Linked DNA regions of Homo sapiens: region 2 is linked to region 1. Evidence: chromatin loops called from intact Hi-C (ENCODE). Cell type or tissue: heart left ventricle. All regions are shown on one strand.

Evidence for each region. Hi-C counts contacts between places; a loop is a spot of excess contacts. Peaks named below come from ENCODE experiments on the same cell type or tissue, not always from the same donor. Only the 100,000 strongest peaks of a DNase experiment are listed, where the experiment ranks them.
Region 2: it touches region 1 in a loop (2.2-fold over the local background); 4 of 110 quality-filtered maps call a loop at or near these places.

Annotation. Positions count from the first base shown.
Region 1 is chr6:35,513,799-35,516,298 of GRCh38, forward strand. No RefSeq gene overlaps it. Among named protein-coding and RNA genes, the nearest start is that of TULP1, 2.2 kb to the left of the region's middle. In heart left ventricle, no CTCF peak of the experiment used is centred here; no DNase peak of the experiment used is centred here.
Region 2 is chr6:35,643,822-35,646,321 of GRCh38, forward strand. The region is part of intron 1 of FKBP5 (FKBP prolyl isomerase 5); the gene reads right to left. Among named protein-coding and RNA genes, the nearest start is that of MIR5690, 20 kb to the right of the region's middle. In heart left ventricle, no CTCF peak of the experiment used is centred here; no DNase peak of the experiment used is centred here.

The sequences.
Region 1 (2,500 bases):
AAAGAGCAAGACTACATCTCAGAAAAAAAAAAAAAAAAAAGAATATGTCTGTATTGGAGGTATACCCTTAACTCTTTTTCTTTTTTCACTGATAGGGGACATGCTTTTGTGGTATTGTTTTGTTTTGTTTTAGACAGAATTTTGCTCTTGTCACCCAGGCTGGAGTGCAGTGGCACGATCCTGGCTAATTACAGTAAATCCATATCAAATGGAACTTTCTAAAATACTATTTCTTCGGTTGCCACCTTTGTTCAAAAACATTCATTGGCTCCCTACTGCCTAAGGATTAAGTTTAAATGTGTTGGGTTGACATTCAAGGCTCTCCCTGATCTGGCCCCAGTCTGCCTTTCTAACCACAGGGTTATCCCAAGCCATACTCTTCATCCAGCCACAGAGGTTTCCTTACTGCCTTTACAGTTCTGTCCTCCATGCCTTTGCTCAGGCTGTTCCCTCCCGGAACGCCCTCCCTATTCCATGAAACCTATCCAACTCTAAACAGTCCTCAAGTCGCCACTTCGGAGAGGCCTCAGTCCTCAGTTGGCTCTGACCATATAATAATAATAGCATTTATTGTCCACCTACTGTGGCTTGCTCCCATTCTGACTCCACCCTCACAATAATATTTATGAGACAGACATTAACACCCTGATATTAGGGCAAGGAGCAGTGGCTTATGCCTGTAATCCCAGCACTTTGGGAGGATCACTTGAGCCCAGGAGCTCAAGACCAGGCTGAGCAACATAGTGAGACTTTGTCTCTACAAAAAATTTAAAAATTAGCTGAGCAATGTGGTACATGCCTGAGGTCCCAGCTACTTGGGAGGCTGAGGCAGGAGGATGACTTGAGCCCAGGAGGCAGAGGCTGCAGTGAGCTAAGACAGTGCCACAGCACTCCAGCCTGGGCAATGGAGTGAGACCCTGTCTCAAAAACAAAACCAAACAACCAAACAACCAAACGAAAACACCCTGATATTAAAGGTGAGGAAACTGACAGCTGAGTGTCAGTCAACAAGTATTTCCTGAGCACCTATTGTGTGCCAAGCGCTATGCTAAATAATGGTCATACAGAGATGAACAACATGATGTGGTCCCCGCCCTCGTGCAGCTTACATGCTTGTGAGAGAGACAGATAGTAGAGACATAAATACCCAAATTAGTGATAATGATCTCATTATTATTAGTTGTGAGAAATGCCAAGAAGGAAAGGAACTGGGCTCCACGAGACCAGCAGGTGGGTTCCAGTCTGGATTTAGAGTACAGGCAAGGCTGCCTGAGGAAGGAAGGTTTCGTTTTGTTTTGTTTTGTTTTTTGAGATGGAGTCTTGTTCTGTCACTCAGGCTGGAGTGCAATGGCACGATCTCAGCTCACTGCAACCTCTGCCTCCCAGGGTCAAGCAATTCTCCTGTCTCAGCCTCCTGAGTAGGTGGGATTACAGGCACCTGGCTATGTTTTGTATTTTTAGTAGACAAGGGGTTTCACCATGTTGGCCAGGCTGATCTCAAACTCCTGACCTCAAGTGGTCCGCCTGCCTTGGCCTCACAAAGTGCTGGGATTACAGGCATGAGCTACCATGCCCTGCCCTGAGGAAGGAATTTTTTTTTTTTTTTTTGACATGGAGTCTCACTCTTGTCACCCAGGCTGGAGTGCAGTGGTGCAATCTGAGCTCACTGCAACCTTCGCCTCCCAGATTCAAGCAATTCTCCCGCCTCAGCCTTCTGAGTAGCTGGGACTACAGGCACCCGCCACCACGCCTGGCTAATTTTTTTTTTTTTTTTTTTTTTGTAGTTTTGGTAGGGATGGGGTTTCACCATGTTGGCCAGGCTGGTCTCGAACTCCTGACTTCTAGTGATCCGCCCACCTCGGCCTCCCAAAGTGCTGGGATTACAGGCCTGAGCCACCGTGCCTGGCCAAGGAAGGCATTTTTAAACTGAAATCTGAAGGAATTTTTTTTTTTTTGAGACGGAGTTTTGCTCTTGTCTCCCAGGCTGGAGTGCAATGGCGTGATCTTGGCTCACTGCAACCTCTGCCTCCTGGGTTCAAGTGATTCTCTCCTGCCTCAGCCTCCCAAGTAGCTGGGATTACAAGCGTGTGCCACCATGCCTGGCTAATTTTTGTATTTTTAGTAGAGATGGTGTTTCACCACCTTGGCCAGGCTGGTCTCAAACTCCTGACCTCAGGTGATCCGCCTGCCTCAGCCTCCCAAAGTGTTGGGATTACAGGCATGAGCCACTGCACCCAGCCTGAAGGATCTTGAAGGCTAGAAAAGAGAATGTTCCAGGCACAAGGCACAGCATGTGCAAACTGTTTTCAGGCAGCAAAGAACTTGGCACACTGGAGCAGGACTGCCCCCTGGACCGGGACAAGAGTAGTCCTGCCTGCGACCTGCACTTCAGAGGGCTCCTGAGACTTGCAAATGCCAAACAGATACATTGCTAAGAACTGTCTCACAGTTGGGCAAGGTGGCTCACGCCTATAATCCCAGCACTTTGGGAGGCCGAGGT
Region 2 (2,500 bases), 130 kb after region 1:
CATAAGACTATGCGCCTGTTAGGTTTAAAAGATCCTTCAGAGCAAGGTCCATGCTTTGTTCATATTTAGATTCCCTAGAATGCCTCTACCTTTGAGAATGGTAAGACAAAAAGTGCAAGGAATTTGTAATGGAATTTGGGGGTGTTCTTCCTCTGCTCCTTACAAGCTGTTTGATGTTGGCTACCTTAACTTCTCTAAGATTTTTTCCTTACCTATGTGATTAGAATAAAAATATCTGTTTTCACAGATAATCTTCTGAAGTGGTATAATGTGTATTTTTAAGGTATACTATTCAAATGTTAGCTCTTATTGTTATTGGTAGTCACCTGACAGACATTTTTTCATGCAAGGCAAGCCAATGTAACCAACAGGCTAATCATAGGCTAAGCAAAACACACCTAACCACTGCCATGATGAATTCCACACTGCTCCCTGTTTGGGCAGGGAAAATCAAGAAGGAATCACTCCTACAGCTATTACACATTAGGCTAATAACAAACTTAATGCCCCCTAAACTCATCTCCTGAGCCTTCTTGTCTACAGAGTCAAAGAGTCTTTCTGCACTTGCAGAAAATGTCTTATTGATACAACTATAATTAGACAACTAAAACATATACTGTAGTGTTTTAACTCATTTCCAAATGACCACTATTCAGTTCAACAGAGACACAAATCCAATTGTTGTGCCCCAAAATCTTCAAATGAGAACACCAAAAACCAGGGGCTAAGTCTCTCTGCTCTAGTTTCTAGTACGCTTTATACCAAACATGAAAGATCCAAATGTTTGGCTCAGGATAAGCGAAAGGCCAGAACAATCGTTCTCAAACAAACAACAAAAATTATGTACCTAGCTCTACATGAGGTGAGCTAGATAATCAGGAAAATCAGAAGAACGGGATTGGTTCCCAGCTTCTAGAAACCCACTGCTTATAATATGCTTCTGTGATGCACAGAAACTTGTAAAAGGCACCTTGATAACAGAGGGAAAAGATCTCTTAAATATTTGGAGGGTCCTGGACTGTATGCCTGGGAAAATATATGCACACAAAAAAATTTCCTGGGGATTCACAGAGATGCTGACATCCATCAATAGATCTCTGGGTGTAAAGCACTGAACAAATGAAAACCACCAGGTGAGAGGTTATTGGGAAAGTACCCCACAGATTACTTATTATTAAAAAAGGAAAAAGACCTTTCAAGTAAAACAATCTGACTGATAACACTTTAACAAATGATCTGCATCATAACCAAACTCTGCATCACCAATAATGAAAAAAAGTGCTATTACTCTGTCTCCTAATATGATGTAGTGATGTGATTTAGATGTGCTATCACCTATGTGCTATCCCTATCAAAAATGTTTAACCTGAAACTAACCAGGAAGAAAAGACAAAAACAGATTGTGGAGCACTCTACAAGACCATTGGCCTACACTCCTGAAAAAATGTTAACAACATAAAGAACCAAAAAGGTGGCGTGCACCTGTAGTCCCAACTACTCAGGTGGCTGAGATGGAAGGACTATTGATTGAGCTCAGGAGTTTGAGACTGCAGTGAACTGTGATCATGCCACTGTACTCCAGCCTGGGCCGAAGGGTGAGACCCCATCTCTTAAAAGATAAAAAAAGAGAGAGAAAGAGAGAGAGGGAGAGACGGGAGGTCTGTTCCAGATTAAAGGAGACTATAGAGATATGACAACCAAGTGTAATCAGTGATCCTTGGCTGGATCCTGGATTAGGGGACAAAATATAAGAACTTGGAACAGGAGACTGCATATTAGCTTATTACTACTATATGTCAGCCTTTTGGAATGTGATATAGTATTATGGTTTTATGCAGAGTAATATCCTTGTTCATAGGAGACACATGCTGTAGTATTTAGGGGTGAGGTGTCATGATATCTGCCACTTGCTTTCAAATCATCCAAAGACAATGCTTTCTTTTGAATGTTCATCATTTGGAGTTCAGCTAAATTTTTAAATGAAAATACTGTCAATGAAGAAATGTTTTCAGGCTGGGAACAGTGGCTTACGCCTGTAATCTCAACACTTTGGGAGGCTGAGGCGGGTGGGATCACTTGAGGCCAGGAGTTTGAGACCAGCCTGGCCAACATGATGAAACCCCGTCTCTACTAAAAATACAAAAATTAGCCAGGCGTGGTGGCACACGCCTGTAATCCCAGCTACTCGGGTGGCTGAGGCACAAGAATCACTTGAACCTGGGAGGCAGAAGTTGCAGTGAGCCGAGGTCATGCCACTGCACTCTAGCCTGGGTGACAGAGCAAGACTCTTTCTCAAAAAAAAGAGAGAGGAAAAAAAGAAACATTTTCTTTTGGTTCTCACCTTGCTATTTTGAAAACAATGGCTTGTTTAAATTCGAGTAAATAGGCAACCTGTATAAGCTGATTTACTAGCTTTCTAAATCCCATTTGATAAAGGAATTAGCTCTTCATGTTTTGGCTCCAACACTTCAAGGGATGCAAGTCATCTTAGTAATCTCAG